2 separate regions of the Homo sapiens genome follow, and region 1 is linked to region 2. A link is an interaction called in ENCODE POLR2A ChIA-PET data of the cell type or tissue named here. Cell type or tissue: PC-9. All regions are shown on one strand. Links, peaks and the distances in the headings refer to the core of each region. The heading gives the core; the rest is flanking DNA. Region 1 has its middle 78 kb from the start of WNT7A. Region 2 overlaps CAND2 (cullin associated and neddylation dissociated 2 (putative)).

Region 1 (8,468 bases), core at 198-8,197, 980 kb before region 2:
GAAGAAAAGATTAGCAATTTGAAGACAGAGCAATAGAAACTATTCAACATGAAACATACAGAGAAAGTGCAACTTTTAAACAAAAAAGTGCATCAGTGATCTGTGGGAAAACTTCAGGCAGCCTAACAAGCAAGGAGTTGGGATCTGGGAAGGAGAAGGGGCTAGGGGAACAGAAAAAGTATTTGAAAAATTAATAGCCAAAAATGTTCGAAATCCAAGGAAAACTGTAAACCCACAGAGCCCAGAGCTCCACAAACCCCAAGCACAGAAACATGAAAGAAACCACACCAAGGCACATCATAATCAAATTGCTCAAAACCCAGTGAAAAAGAGAAAATCTTAAAAACAGCCAGAGGAAAACAAGATGTTACTTCTATAGACACACAAAAGGTGAAAGAATTCATTATCAGCAGACCCACACTACCTATAAGAAGTTGTTAAAGAATGCCCTTTAGGCAAAAGGAAAATGACACCAGCTGGAAACGTGGATTTATGCAAAGGAACAAGGAGCATTGGAAATGGTAATTCCATGGGGAGACGTAAAAGATGATTTTTATATTATTTAAATATCTTTCAAGAATTGACTTTTTAAAAAAATGCAGTTTTAGAGATAAGGTCTCACTATTTTGCCCAGGCTGGTCTTGAACTCCTGAACTCAAGGGATCCTCCTGTCTCAGCCTCCCAAGTAGCTGGGATTATAGGCACGCCCCACCACATCTGACTGTTTAAACCAGCCTATTGCAGAGGTTATCATTTAGATGTGGAGAACAAGAGACAGAAAGGGTAAATCACCTGCTGCGCAGTGTGGTGGATGTGAATCCAGGCTTTAAGAGTCTCGTTTCATTTTTCGTGGAAATAAAAATATAATCGTTATAAGTATAGTTGACCCTGGAACAACGTGGGGGTTGGGAGCACTGGCCCATCTTGCAGTTGAAAATCTATGTATAACTTTTGACTACCCCAAAACTTAACTATTAATAGCCTACTGTTAACCAGAAGCCTTACTGATAATATCAACAGTCATTTAACGCATAATTTTGTATGTTATATGTATTACATACTGTATTCTTACAGTAAAGTAAGCTTGAAAATATAAAATGTTAGTAAGAAAATCACAGGGAAGAGAAAACATATTTACTATTCATTAAGTGGAAGTGGATCGTCATAAAGGTCTCCATCCTCATTCAGTTAATGCATATTTTGTATGCTATATGTATTATATACTGTATTCTTACAGTAAAGTAAGCTTGAAAATATAAAATGTTGTTAAGAAAATCACAAGGAAGAGAAAACGTATTTACTATTCATTGGAAGAGAAAACATATTTACTATTCATTAAGTGCAAGTGGATCGTCATAAAAGTCTCCATCCTCATCTTCCCGTTGAGTAGCCTGAGGAGGAGGAAGAGGAGGGGTTGGTCTTGCTGTCTCAGGGCTGGCAAAGGCAGAAGAAACTCTGAGGATAATTGGCCCCAAGGAGTTCAAACCCGTGTTGCTCAAAGGTCAGCTGTGAGTGGATATACTTATACACACACACACACACACACACACACACACACATATGTATATGTGTGTGTGTGCATATATATATATGCCTAGGTAATGAATCTATTTACATGAAATTTGGTGTATACAGTAGTTTTCCCAGGTTGTGGGCCTATGAGTTTTGTGAGTTTTTTGCTTAGCTGTATTTTGTTGTTGTTATTATTATTATTATTATTATGGAGACGAGTCCCACTCTGTGACCCAGGCTGGAGTACACTGGTGCAATCTTGGCTCACTGCAACCTCTGCCTCCCGGGTTCAATCAATTCTCCTGCCTCAGCCTCCCAAGTAGCTGGAATTATAGGCGTGCATCGCCCACCATATTGGCCAGGCTGGTCTCGAACCCCTGACCTCAGGTGATCTAGCTGCCTCGCCCTCCCAAAGTGCTAGGATTACAGGCCTGAGCCACCGCGCCTGGCCTATGTTTTGTAATTATACTTCATCTTGATTTGGGGCAAAACTTTTTTGTTTGTTTTTTGAGACAGAGTCTCGCTCTGTCGCTCAGGCTGGAGTGCAGTGGTTCGATCTCGGCTCACTGCAAGCTCCGCCTCCCGGGTTCACGCCATTCTCCTGCCTCAGCCTCCCGAGTAGCTGGGACTATAGGCACGTGCCACCACGCCCAGCTAATTTTTTGTATTTTTTAGTAGAGACGGGGTTTCACCGTGTTAGCCAGGATGGTCTCGATCTCCTGACCTCGTGATCCACCGGCCTCGGCCTCCCAAAGTGCTGGGATTACAGGCGTGAGCCACTGCGCCTGGCCAGGGGGCAAAACTTTTAAATTACCTAGAGAAGAATAAAACCCGTAGTTTCACGGGAGTTGTGGAGACTGTTTTCACAACCTATTTCCTTTCTTACCCATTTTTGATCAGGTGTCCACAGGGCCCCCTTCTCAAAAAACCCCAAGGCAGCATGACTCCCACTTGGCAATGTAGTGGCCCACATGATGGGAGATCAGGGGTCTGCAGCCACCAGCAGGACCTCACTCCAGAGCTAGCTCTCTACTTGCCTCCAGATGTTGCCATCTGAATAATAGTACAAGAAATAGTAGCATCAAAAATAAAAATAAAAAAGCAGCTCCACTGATCAGGCTCCCTAGGTGCACCAGGCACAGCAGATGCCACAGAGGTCCCCAACCTTGGCTGCACACCAGCCTCGCAGTGGAGCTTGGGGAAGACAGAAACCCAGAACCCAGCCCCACCCCAGAACTAGGATTGAATTGGGCCTGGGAGCAGCCAGATATGACCACAGATGCAGCACTTACTTGACCTCCCTAGAACTGCCCTCTTCCCCTAGCACTCTGCAAGGCAGATATTCCTCATTACAGTTACAGGTGATAGATTAAGACCTAGAACGGGATTGAGTTCTGACTTGTCACAGATCACATAGCCAGGCAAGGGCAGACCTAGGTTTGAACCCCCTTCCCTGCTATAATGCAGCACACTCTCCCACCAGACTCCTCACTCCCCTACATGGCCGAATCTGGACTCAGCATTTTCTACCAGAATTGTTCTGCATTCCCTATTTGTGATCCCAGAGAATGGTCCTTTCTCCAGATTTTCAGAACCCAAGGTGGGACTCCCCGCCACACAAAATCAATCTTGGCTCCCCCTTCTCCTCCCAGCATGCACATCCAATCTGTCACCAAGTCCCGTTGATCCCATCTCCCAAATCTTCCCGCTCCAACCCCACTGTCGTCACCTACTCAGGCCTCCCTAGTCTTTCCCCGAAATGTGGCCAGGCCTCCCAGCTCTCCAAGCCACAGTCCTCCTCTGGGCTTCTCTGACCGCTGTGCCCTTCTCTCTCTCCCATTGGCTAGTAGCTGCCTATCTATTCCTGCCTCCCCCAACCAGACTGGGGGCTCCTCAAGGACAGGGACCATATCTGATCCTGCAACAAGGCCCCAGCACCCCATACAGAGAGGGCACACTGTGGATACCAACAAATGCTTAGTGAGTGAGTCAATGAATTCAATGAATGAGGGAATTAATAAATGACAAATTAATTAATGATCAGGTCTTTTTCTTCTTCCCCATTGGGCTCCAAGGATTCAAAGTGAGATTCTTTTATTCTGCTCTGTGTGCCAAGCTCTCAGCACTGGCCTTGCCTGAGCAGATCCTAATAAACGTTTGTTGGTTGAATAACAGAATGGGCCTTCTGTTTGGAATGCTCTTCCCCCAAACGTCCCCATGGCTCTCCCTTTTGCCTCCTGCAAGTCTTTGCTTAAATGTCACCTTCTCAAGGAGGTCCGACCACCCTATTTGGAACTGAAAGCACCTGCTTCCTTCCAGAACTCCAGCCTCCCCTCCCTGCCACTTTGTTGTTCCCACCTTCCCACTTACGATCCCTTTCACTTGCTTATTATGTGTTTATCACTTATCATCTGTGTCCCACCTGCCACCAGCATAACAATTGTCTTAAACACAGATCTTTGTTTTGTGTAATTTCCCCAGTGCCTAAAACAGTGTGTGTCTAACGTGAGTGTCCAATAAATACTTATTGAATGAGAAAATGGCTCTTGCTCTGCGCTGACTGCTCTGTGGTCTGGGGCCAACTCCTCAATCCCTCTGAGCTCCTGCATACTCATCCCTAGAACAACAATAGCATCAACAATAATGTAATAAAGGAGGTTGGGCGGCGTGGCCGTCATTGGAACTGCTCAAAGATATTCTGTCTGTCCAACTTCCAGGCATATAATTGAGCTGTGCCTCCTGCCCCACTGGGGTTCAGCATGCGACACACCTTGGCCAGTTTGAACGGAAGGGGAAGTGATGAGACACCATCACTTAACTGGCTGTTAAGCCAGTGTGTGACTCACCATTCTCTTCTCCCCTCTGCCCAAAGATTGGCGGTGTTCCCAGTGGTGGCTGCTCCATCAGCCTGCTCCCCGAGTGAGGATGGCACAAAGCAAAGCTGCTGCTAGCCCATTTGGACATGTGGCATGCATGAGAAATAAGCTTTTGTTGTATTAAGCCACTGGGATTTGGGGCCTTTTGTTACTACAGCATAGCCTCGCCTCTCCTGACTGATGCCAACAGAATAAGCTCTTTGGTCCTGATAGATCTGAATCTGCAATTTTTGTCTATGTGTTACCCTGAGAGCTTGCTGCTCCCGCTGCCCACCGCTGGCACTGGAGAGGGTGGCCTCGCAGGTGTCACAGTAACAGTGGCTTATCTGTGTTGTGTGTAGACCACCCCGCAACTGCCCCACTTCATCTTCAGCACAATCCAGCGAGCAGTTACTGCTGTTGTCCCCTTGAAGGCACATAGGGGGCAAGAAGACTTGCCCAGGTGCGTAGCTGTGAGATGGCAGGGCCAGGACTTACCCCAGGCAGGCTAGCTCCAGGGCCTGGACTCTTTTAAGTGAGCCCCACATCGGGTGGCTCTGTGTTTCTGCCTCTCTCATGATTCAGGTTCTTGCCATCCCCATCCCAGCTTCCAGCTTGCTATCCAAGGAAGGCTTGCAGCTCAGTGCCAGGCTTCCCTGTTGGATATATTTGGGCCCAGGTGGAGGGCAGGGCATGCTAGGCTCCAGCTGGCTTTGCTAAGGGGGTTATGTGGGAGAGGGGCGCTGGGTCAGAGCAGGGCTGGAGGTGTAGCAGGCACCAGGATGCAGCCTCTGGCTGCCTGGAACCCTTCAACATGTCCCACATGAGTCAAAGTGTAGATCATCCCGCACTTCTTTGAGATTCCCCTCTTCCCCACTCTGGGCAATTTCTTCAAGAGCATGCAGTGCTCCTGGTCCCTGACCAAGTAGCATTGGTTGGGTCATAGAGTATCTACTCACCTGGACCAGCTGGTCCAGCCCCTGCATTTAACAGTGGGTGGGCTGGAGGCCCCGAGATGGATGGGCACTTAGCAGAGGCTGCACGGCAGGCACAAGTGCTCAGTTTGCCCAGATTTCACCTTTGCAAAACTGGCTTCCATGATTAGACACACCCCATCTGAGAAGTCTTCCTCATTTAAATGTGGGGCGGTGATGGCTGATTTCCCCCTGAACTTGGGAAGTGGGGAGAAGGGAAAGAAATATATTTCTTATGCCAGAAGCTTGGCATAAGAAACTTCACCAAAGCCTCTAAGGTGGGTCTCATGAGGGCCCACTTCACAGGTGGAAAGCCTGAGCCTGCCAAGCTCTGGCTGCTGAGTGGCAGAGCCAGGATTCAGACTTGGGCTCCCAAAAATAGCCAGGGTATGTGCTACAAGACCACATTCCACTCGAACTTACAGCCTCCATCTCTGCAGGAGCTGCCCCCTTAATGGGGAGGAGAGTAAAACCACTGAGGACAGGGCTCCTCTGGGACCTTGGCTGCCTTTGATGAGGTAGAGTCACACACCTTAGCCACTGACTCTCTACATGACTTGGGCCAGGGCTTCCACCTGCCGAGGAGCCTGTCTCCTCGGCAGTCAAATGGGGATTAATAAGGGATTCTTTCTTCAATGAAGGAATGAGGTCACGTGCCTTGCCCTGCACCCGGCAAGTGATGGTTGGTGAGAACAGGTCCATCTGCACCTGAGTCGTGGGCACCCAGCTGCCTGCAGAGCATATCTTCACACACTGCATGTGGCCTAAGGGACCTCAGAGAATGTCTCAGGATAAATATCCAGAAGCAGAATTGTTGCTTCTTCGGTGTGTAACTTCATGTGCATAAGAACTGGGAGATTAGGAGATGGCTTTCTTGATTGGTTCCACTGGTGACCACTCCCACTCAGGACACCAGAGGTTCTCTATGCCACACCCATGCCAGCACTTGGCATAACCCAGCTTTCTAATTCCTGCCCGTCTAATCAATGTAAGGTGATAGCTCATTGTTATTTTAATGTGCATTTCTCTGGTTACTAATGAGCTTTCCCATCTCTTCCTGAGCTGTTTGGCCTTTTCTGTTTCCACTTCTATAAATTGCTGGTTTATATATTTGGTGCATTTTTCCACTGGGTCTACTATCTGAAAAACCTCCTCTGAGCTTCCCATCTGGCCAACCTCCTTGGCTCCTTCAGAAGCCTGCACTAACCCATCATGTCCTGGGCTCTCTGCACTCCATAGTTCCCTGGGTATTACCTCCCCAGCCGGAGGCAGGGACTGTGTTGCATCCTCACCCCTGCTCACCTGTCTGCCTCGCTCATTCACCCACTGGGTTCCCTTCACAACTGGGATAAAATTCAAACTCCTTACCACGGCCAGAGGGTCCACTCTGTCCCAGCTGACCCTGAGCACTCTTGATGTCCCTGCTAACTTGCTTAAGCCCCTTGGGCTTCCTGGCTGGGTCTGACATGCCATGCTCCTCCCCACCCTCCCTTCCTCCAGGCAGGACCTCGTTTAGAAGTTACCTCCTCCCAGCTGCGCAGTGGCTCACGCCTGTAATCCCAACACTTTAGGAGGGTGAGGCGGTCGGATCAAAAGGTCAGGAGTTCTAGACCAGCCTGGCCAATATGGTGAAGCCCCATCTCTACTAAAAATACAAAAATTAGCCTGGCATGGTGGTGGGCCCCTGTAGTCCCAGCTACTCGGGAGGCTGAGGCGGGAGAATCACTTGAACCTGGGAGGCAGAGGTTGCAGTAAGCCGAGATCGTGCCACTGCACTCCAACCTCGGTGACAGAGCAAAACTCTGTCTCAAAAAAAAAAGTCACAAGTCACCTGCTCCCAGAGGCCTTCCCTGACCTCCCTGCCTGAAGTACCAGTGCAAGGATACCTGCCTCCACTCCACTCCCTGAGCTAGCTTTGTCTTTTCCTGGCCCTTACCAATCTGGTCATTAGGTCGTGCACGTTCTGTGGGTTTTTGGAGGTGAGGCAGCTGATGAATGCCAAGTCCATAATAAAAAGTGTAGCCCCCATACGGGAGCCCAGGCCCCCGGGTGCGTTCCCCACCCTGCCCTGACGTAGTGCCCAGGGCTGTTTAAACTCTGGCATTTATGAGATTCCACCTAATACCTCTCCACTGGCTGCTCCTAAGGCATGGCGGCTTAATCAGCACCAGAAAAGATGTTGGCAGTGGAGGCAGACAGGCCAAGGACATTTGTGCTCGCACCTCCTCAGAGCACAGCCACTTCCTGCAGGCCCCAGCATGGATCTCCCACTCACCCCGAGCCCCGTGCACCTAGACAATGGTTCTGTAGGACGGCTTCTTTTCAGGGAACTGTGAGCAGGAGTGGGGACACACCACAGCCAGACCTGGGTGGAGAGAAGCGGATGGACCTAGTCCGCCTCTATTCTGGATAGTCACCTTAATAGAGGAGCCACGGGTGGCAGGAGGCTGGGACCCACCTTGCCCATGGGGACCCCCTTTCTGCATGCCCTCCTGGGCTGCTGAAACACAAGAAACCAACCTCCACGGTGTTAGGCCACCAGGATACCTCGGTCTAGCCGCAGCTGGAATAATCAACTAAAACGTGGATTAAGGCATCGAGGCAGGCCCATCACATTCGCTGGAGGAGGAAACCAGAGTAGGCCAGTGCCCGATAGATCTCGGTGAGTGAACCCATAGATGGGATGAACTGAGCCAGCCCTTGCCTCTCTGTGCTCCCTCCAGTGTAAAGAAGTAATATCCATATGTGTGTGTGTGTGTTTATATATATATAGTTATTGTTGCTGTTGTTGTTAAGACAGGGTCTCACTCTGTTGCCCAGGCTGGAGTGCAGTGGCACAATCTCGGCTCACTGCAATGGCTGCCTCCTGGGTTCAAGTGATTCTCCTGCCTGTCTCCCGAGTAGCTGGGATTACAGGCACGCACCACCACACCCGGCTATTTTTTATATTTTTAGCAGAGACAGGATTTCACCATGTTGGCCAGGCTGGTCTCGAACTCCTGGCCTCAAGTGATCCACCCGCCTCGGCCCCGCAAAGCGCTGGGATTACAGGGGTGAGCCACTGCGCCCAGCCATATCCTTTATATTTTTATTAACAAAAGTAATACATGTTCCATAGTTTAAAAAC
Region 2 (8,468 bases), core at 158-8,157:
ACCTCTACTAAAAATACAAAAAAATTAGCCGGGCATGGTGGCACGTGCCTGTAGTCCCAGCTACTTGGGTGGCTGAGGCAGGAGAATTGCTTGAACCAGGGAGGTGGAGGTTGCAGTGAGCTGAGATCGCGCCACTGCACTCCAGCCTGGGTGACAGAGCGAGACTCCATCTCAAAAAAAAAAAAAAAAAAGTAAATGTTACTGATCCCATTTAATGACAGATGAGGAAACTGAGTTGGGCAGGTTAATTAACTGAGCTGGACAGGTTAAGGATACACTGCTTGTAAGTGGCTGAACTGGAATTTAAAACCCAGGTAGGTTGGGCATGATGGCTGTCCTCCCAGCACTTTGAGAGGCCGAGGCAGGAGGAATTTGAGACGTCTGGGCAACATGGCAAAACCGCATCTCTACAAAAAAATACAAAATATTAGCTAGGTGTGGTGGTACACGCCTGTAGTCCCAGCTACTCAGGAGGCTGAGGTGGGAGGATCGCTTGAGCCCAGGAGGTCGAGGCTGCAGTGAGCTGTGATTGTGCCACTGCACTCCAGCCTAGGTGACACAGCAAGATCCTGTCTCAAAAAAAAACAACAAAAAAGACACCCAGGTCTTTCTGAAGCTTTCAACCATGAAGCCCTGTTTTAATGGTAAACACCTTTTCACCCTTCAAAGCCCAGCTTAAAGGGCCTCAATGCTGCTAGTATTCCACAGCTCAAACTTACTAAATCACCTTTAACCTCTGCCCCCGAATCCTTCCTTTACCAGGTGGGCTCTAAGTGAAACGCAGCTGCTCCTTGGTGTATGATGGGATTACATCACAATAGGTCCATTGTAAGTTGGCTTCCAGAAGCAATCCCATCATAAGGTGAGGAGCCTGCTGAACGCTACTGCTTTTGCACCATTGTAAAGTTGAACCATTGTAAGGCGGGGGCTGTCTGTAATCAGCAGAGTTGGCATCTCTGTCCTTTAGGGGGCCACGATGAACTCCTTGGTGGCAGAAACCCAGTCAGGCCCAACTCTGAGTCCTGGCACTTGGGCGCAGTGCAGATGTTCAGTGAACACCTGTCAAACATCAACATTTACTGAGCGCTGGCTGTGTGCCTGCGGTGGTTCTGAACACTTACAGGACCTCACTCACCAAATTGTTGCAGCAACCCTATGACGCAGACACAATTAGCACCCTCATGTGCTCACGAGGAGAAACTGAGGCTCAGAGAGGATCAGGTTGCCCTGGCTGGGGTCCCACAGCTCGGAGTCAGGGCAGGACTTGACCCAGGCCATGTGGCCCCGGCACCTGCTCTGATGAGATAATAATGCCCTAACAGTGAGGCATGAGAGGTGGCATCACCCCCAGCTTCCCCTGGGTCCCCAGCTCTGCTCCACACCTCTCGGATGAGGTCCCGCCGGATCTTTGTCTCCTGGTAGAGGAGGGGCAGGATGTCATCCAGCAGGTCCCGGACTAGCGAGGGCTTGTTGTGCACAGCTGAGTTGAAGAAAGCCAGAGTCGCACGGCGCACGTTCAGGTCTGGGTCCTGCAGGCTCTCCATGAACTCTCCTGGCAGAAGAACATGAGGGGCGTGGGGGATGCACAGCCAAAGCACAAAGTCACCTCCCTCACCACCCCGGCCATCTGGTTACTGTGCACGTGCAGAACTGGCTGAATGGGGGTAAGCTGGGTGTGGTGAGCATCTACTTTGTGCCAGGCACAAACAACCCTTCAAAGGCCAGATAAGAATGTGGGCTTGAGCTGATGTGGCTTCCATTCCAGCTCTACCAATTTACTGTGGGACCTTGGAGAGCCTCAATGTCCTCATCTGTAAAATGGGAGTCGTAACAGAACCTATGCTATGGGACTGTCTTTAGAATTTAAAATGTGGTGCCTCAGCATTATCTTGAAAAAAAAAAAAAGAAAAAAATTTTTTGAATGTGGTAATGCATTAAAAGCACAGAGCAGAGTGCCTGGCACACAGCACGGACTCTGTGAATGTGAACTTGTTATTACAGGTGAGGCTCTTAAAGATCAGAGAGGTCAAGAAACTTACACAGAGTCACCAGCACTTCTCAGGATACTCCTTTTTGTACAGTGCCATGATTTGTTTTTGTTTTGTTTTGTTGTTGAGACAGAGTCTCACTCTGTTGCCCAGGCTGGAGTGCAGTGGTGTGATCTCGGCACACTGCAACCTCCACCTCTCAGGTTCAAGCGATTCTCCTGCCTCAGCCTCCCAAGTACCTGGGATTACAGGCACGAACCACCATGCCTGGCTAATTTTTGTATTTTTAGTAGAGACGGGGTTTCACCATGTTGGCCAGGCTGGTCTCGAACTCCTGACCTCAAGTAATCCACCACCTCGGCCACCCACAGTGCCGAGATTACAGGCATGAGCCACTGTGCCCAGACTTGTACAGTGCTATGATTTGAATGTCCCCACCAAAACTCATGTTGAAACTTAATTGCCATGGTAATAGTATTGAGAGGTGATTAGGTCACGAGGGTGAAGCCCTGACGCATGGATTAATGCCGTCACTACAGGAGTGGGTCAGTGATCATGGGAGGGAGCTCCTGTTAAGCCCCGCCTCTCGTCTCTCTGTCTCCCATGCTCACTTCTGCCCTTCCTTCCACCATGGGATGGCCCTCACCAGATGCTGGTGCCATGTTCTTGGACCTCCCAGTCTCCACAACTGTGAGGAATGAATTTCTCTTCTTTATAAATTACCCAATCTGTAGTATTCTGTTATAGTAGCAGAAAAGGACTATGATATAGAGTTTAAACTTAAAAAAAATTTTTTTATTATACTTTAAGTTCTAGGGTACATGTGCACAACGTGCAGGTTTGTTACATAGGTATACATGTGCCATGTTGGTTTGGAAAAAAAAATTTTTTTAGAGATGGGGGTCTCACTATGTTACCCAGGCTGGTCTCAAACTCCTGGACTCAAGTGATCCTTCTGCCTCAGCCTCCCAAAGTGTTGGGATTACAGGCATGAGCCATTACGCCCAGCCATTATAGTTTAAACATTTTAGAATTGTTAATGTTTTATATACTTAATAAAGAAATAAGGATGGGGGAATCCCTAAAAATAAAACCAAAATGCAAAAAAACTGTATTTATCATTTTTTTGTTTGAGTCAAAAGACAGTCTCGCTCTGTCGCCCAGGACGGAGTACAGTGGCACAATCTCAGCTCACTGCAACCTTCATCTCCCGGGTTCAAGCGATTCTCAGGCCTCAGCCTCCCAGGTAGCTGGGATTATAGGCGTGTGCCACCACACCCCGTTTTTTTGTTGTTTTTTTTTTTGAGATGGAGTCTCGCTCTGTCGCCCAGACTGGAGTGCAGTGGCGCAATCTCGGCTCACTGCAAGCTCTGCCTCCCGGGTTCACGCCATTCTCCTGCCTCAAGCCTCCTGAGTAGCTGGGACTACAGGCGCCCGCCAGCATGCCCGGCTAATTTTTTTATATTTTTAGTAGAGACGGGGTTTCACTGTGTTAGCCAGGATGGTCTCGATCTCCTGACCTTGTGATCCGCCCGCCTCGGCCTCCCAAAGTGCTGGGATTACAGGCGTGAGCCACCGCGCCCAGCCTACACCTGGCTAATTTTTATATTTTTTGGTAGAGATGGGGTTTTGCCAGGCTGGTCTGGAACTCCTGACCTCAGGTTATTCTCCCGCCTCAGCCTCCCAAAGTGCTGGGATTACAGGAGTGAACCACCGTACCCATACCCACCCCCTGCAAAAACAAACCAACAAAAACTGTATTTAAAATGATCCACATAACCACCCAGCTTATGAAGGAGAGAACAAACCAAGCCACTTCGAGTATTTTGACTAGCTGCCCTCTAGCGAAACACAAAAAAACTACACACGAGTATTAGTTTTCACAGAGATAAGAGTCAGCAATTCTCAGACTACTTTCTGTGTATTTCAGGATTAAGAAAATAAATATCTTGTAGATAATGGGAGCTGGGTTTCTTACTGTAAGAGAAAGGAGTTACACATATGGAAAGGGGGCTAGACTGCAATACGAAGCAGCTATGAACTCAAGGTTTTCAAAATAGGTGGGTAGGTAGGTAGAAGAGAAAGAAGAGAGAGGGAGAGAAAGAGAGGCAGGGAGGGAAAGAAGGAGGGACAAAGAAAGATGTGCATGGGTGTGCATCTGGAAGCACATGTATACACGTATGTGTTTGTGTCTCTGCGTATAGACATGCATTTCCTAGTTCTGTCTGCTGAGAGGGCCTAGAAGCAATGAGGCCCCAACAGCAACAGGCACATCTAGTGTCCAGATTTTGGATTCAAAATACCATTCTCCACTAAAAGGAATCAGGACTCCTTGGAGAAATGGCTGATTCCAGGACTGGGGCAGGAGAGGTTCGCAATGAATCTGGAGCATCTCATCGTGCCAAAAGCAAGGATACACTTAAGAGAATGATGGAGGCTGGGCACGGGGGCTCACGTCTGGAATCCCAGCACTTTGGGAGGCTAAGGTGAGTGGATCACTTAAGCCTAGGAGTTCGAGACCAGCCTGGGTAACATAGCAAAACCCTGTTTTTATAAAAAAAATTTAAAAAGTAGCCAGGTGTGGTGGCTGGCGCACATCTGTAATCCCAGCTACTTGGGAGGCTCAAGTGGGAGGATTGCTTGAGCCTGAGAGGCAGGTTGCAGTAAGGTATGACTGTGCCATTGCCTTCCAGCCTGGGTGACAGAGTGAGACTCTCTCAAAAAAAAAAAAAAAAGATTGAAACATGTCAATAAAAAATAGGAACCAGCTTGAAGGGCTTCCAATGCATCAAAATTAAAGACAGTAACAGTATAGCCCACGGAATGAAGTGGGAAGAAGCCATGAGTCTCTAATGACAAATAAATTGATGAATAAATAAGTGGGAGAGAAGAAAAAGTTCTTCCAGACAGTAGAATGCAAACTTGTAACTATGGAAAGAATAATGGAACTAGAAAGTCACCATTTGGCAAATATCACAGTAATCATTGACCCAGGCAAGAAACAACCGTGGATGCTAAACCTAGTGGGCAAAAAAATTGATGAGAACAAGGATGTTTACATAAAATACTTATTTTATGTACTCAAAAATTCATATTCATTCCAAAGGAAAAAAAGAGTAATTTTAGAGTGGAGAGAAACCATGGCGGTATCCACCTGAACTGGGTGATCAAAGTTACCATCGCCAGCCAGGGGACAAGCCACCTCCATGTGCCCCTGATGTGATGCACTGGGAAGGGCAGGAAGGCTCCCAGCAGAGCAAGGATGCTCACAGCTCCTTGCTTGTGAGCATCCACTATGATGAGGTATATTAAAGGGCCTAGTGTGGTGCCTGATACACAGTGAGAGCTCAAAAACCAGTTCAAATGTTTTAAAGCAAGCCAGAACCCCCATGTGAAGGTCGCTGGTGGTGCTAGCCAAGGGCAGCTCCGTTACAATGGAGGAAATCAGGCCGGAGGGGGGGCATGTGCCCACTGCATTAGGGCAAGGGACAAAGTTGCTGCCGATGACCTTGCTAGAGCTTCTGCACGTGTTCTCCAGTGCAGAACACGGTCACGTCTGCTGGCCCCTTGGTCCCACATAACAGGCCCCTGGCAGATGAGTATCAGCACAACCGTTCCTTTTTTTTTATTTATGAGACAGAGTTTTGCTCTTGTTGCCCAGATTAGAGTGCAATGGTACGATCTTGGCTCACTGCAACCTCTGCCTCCCGGGTTCAAGCAATTCTTTTGCCTCAGTCTCTCAAACAGCTGAGATTACAGGTGCCCACCACCATGCCCAACTAATTTTTTTTTTTTTTTTTGAGACGGAGTCTTGCTCTGTCGCCCAGGCTAGAGTGCAGTGGTGCAATCTCCGCTCACTGCAACCTTCACCTCCCGGGATCAAGTGATTCTCCTGCCTCAGCCTCCAGAGTAGCTGGGATTACAGGTGCCTGCCATCATACCCGGCTCATTTTTGTATTTTTAGTAGAGACAGGGTTTCACCGTGTTGGCCAGGCTGGTCTTGAACTCCTGACCTCAGGTGATCCACCTGCCTTGGCCTCCCAAAGTGCTGGGATTACAGGCGAGAGCCACCGCACCTGGCCCAGCACCCCCATTTTATAGCTGAGGATGAGAAGACTTGTCCACACTCACACACCCAGGGAATAGCAGGGCCAGGATTTGAACCTGAGGCAGGTGAGCTCCAAAACCTCTCTCTACTGGGCTGCCCTGCCTAGATGTGGGCTGAGACTCCAGTGTGGCCCAGTGAGGGGCTGCAGGCTCCAAGCTCTGAAGGGGCGAGGGCTCTGCCTTCCTAGGAAAAACCCAGTGGTCCTGCCGAGCCCCAGAGGGAGGTCTCAGTTCCTCTCCTCCCAGTGAAGGCTGCTTGGGCTCCTCAGGCCAGAAGGCCCCTCAGACAGAGGGCGATCTAGTGGACAGGCGGGGCCGGGGGGAGCACTCTTCCCTGCCCCACTTTGGGGCCCGCAAAAGCTAAGGCATGTGAGAGGCTGGTGGTTTTCCATTCCCAAGAGTCTATATGTTGATGAAGCATCTTCTCCCTCAGTTGCCCATGGGCTTCCAGGACAACTCTAGAAAATGCAGATAATAAGAGTTTCTCACGCCCATTTGACAGATGAGGAAAGCGAGGCTTAGAGGTGTGATGGGCATGCCACACCCACCCATGATTGAGTGGCAGTAGGAAGGCAGGGATGTGAACCCAGGCCTTTTAACTGGAGGGCCAGGCCCTGCTGCCCATCATGGGCACACCTCCCGGGTCTCCCATTGCCCTTGGCTATTGGGTAGTAAACATCAGCCCAAGCTCAAGGACTGGGTGGGGGCACTGAACAAGGTGGAGGGGCAAGAGGTAGGTGCTCACCGATGAAGCTCTTCAGGAGGGGGTCAATGGGATGGGGCTGGTCCGAGATAAGGAACTTGACCGCTGTGATGACGGTGCTCCGGGTGTGTGGCCGACCTGCAGGACAAGAAGAGGTGAGTTAGTGAGGGGCAGGGGCCAATCCTGGAGGCTCACAGATCAGAAGGTGCTTAGGCTCCTCCCCCTGCTTCCCTGGAAAACAGAACTGTACCCCCTCCCCATCTCTGGGAAAGTGGATTCTACCATTTCCCTTGGCAGCCTTGAATCTCCCCTCAATTCTTCCTGCTGCAGCTGAAACAGTAGGACTGCCAGTGCTCAGGTAACACCACAGGCTGCAAACAGGGAACCAATAACCAAGACAGGAACTGCTCCAACAAAGACCTTCCCTCAGGCCTTGGGATTTTTCAGACATGTTATCTCAATGAGTCCTAACAATGATCCTATTAATAATAAAGTAGTATTAAAAGAACCAATAAAATCACCAATAAAAATCATCTCTTTGACATATGAGGAAAGAGAGACTCAGAGGGTTTAAGTTCATGTCTAGGGCCACACAGCAGATCCAGAATTCCTGGCTGGGCCCCTCTTCCTGGGGCTGCGTTCTGGCTGGTGGTCAGGGAGGCCTAACAGAACTCGGATCACCTCCAGGCTCGGTCACAGAGAGCTTGCTTACTTGTGCTTTGCCGCTTGCTTTCTGAGTAGAGAAGCCCAGTAAAGAGGGGAAGTACATTCCCTTAATGAAGGAAACGAATGGGTGGACGCTCCACCTGCGTCTGAATCTCTCCTCAGTGGCTCGCCCCCTTTGCTCCCTGCCCAACCCCAGCACAATGCAGTGAATGGGCTAAGGTGTTTCCACCCCACAGGCTTTATGTTCAGCCTCGAGGAAAAGTTTACCATTTGGTGCTAAGGCATGAATGAATGGAAGAGTTACTGAATTCAGACTTTCAGCTTTTACCTCTTTCCCTTGCCAGCCTGACTGGCTCCCAGGAAGATTTAGGGTGGCTGATGAAGACAGGCACAAGAGAGTAAGATTAAGTGAACTGAAAACAAGAACAAGGCCAAGGACGACTGAAGGCAGGGAGGTGAGAAGGAGACTAGCAGGAAGATGTACAGAGAGCATCAATAAGGAAGTCCCAGGAACCTACTAGAAGCAGACCACTCATCTGGCTCTAAGCTTCCCAGCAGTTGGTGCTAAAAAGGAAATGTGACCGGGTGGCTGGTTCAACAGTGCACGTGAGATAGAAACAAATAGGTGTTTAGGCAAAGCAGGGCTCCTCTGCATCTTAACACTCTCGTCTCTCAAGGTTGTGTGATGTAATAGACAGTGTCCTCAACAATGTTCTTCCATCCAGTCCTGAGGCCAGACAACTGCTTCTTACGAACCCAGCAACCCAAGAAGGCCTTAACTGAAATCACTAACCTACCTAGTAACAACAGCAGCTCTTGATTTACTCAGTATTAATTACTGTAGGTACCACATAGGTTACCAAACACTGTACCTGCATTCTGTCAAGCAGAGCATCCACTGGTTCTGTAAGGGGCCAGCTGGCCAGCTCGAAGCCCACTGGCCTTTCATTCTGGGAACTCTCATTTTCCTAGGAGCCTGATGACCCTACCTGTCTGCTTTCCAC

The links. ChIA-PET counts read pairs that join two places held together with the same protein. Peaks named below come from ENCODE experiments on the same cell type or tissue, not always from the same donor. Only the 100,000 strongest peaks of a DNase experiment are listed, where the experiment ranks them.
Region 1: POLR2A ChIA-PET joins it to region 2 with 5 read pairs; 1 of 35 experiments calls an interaction of 5 or more read pairs at or near these places.

What each region holds. Positions count from the first base shown.
Region 1 is chr3:13,797,860-13,806,327 of GRCh38, reverse strand. No RefSeq gene overlaps it. Among named protein-coding and RNA genes, the nearest start is that of WNT7A, 78 kb to the left of the region's middle. In PC-9, for the core only: no CTCF peak of the experiment used is centred there; a DNase peak (open chromatin) is centred at 4,307; H3K27ac peaks cover 601 bases.
Region 2 is chr3:12,818,554-12,827,021 of GRCh38, reverse strand. CAND2 (cullin associated and neddylation dissociated 2 (putative)) reads right to left here. Exons shown (of 15, transcript NM_001162499.2): 11 at 6,841-6,936; 12 at 1,383-1,552. Among named protein-coding and RNA genes, the nearest start is that of SNORA7A, 18 kb to the left of the region's middle. In PC-9, for the core only: CTCF peaks have their summits at 3,629 and 3,840; a DNase peak (open chromatin) is centred at 3,821.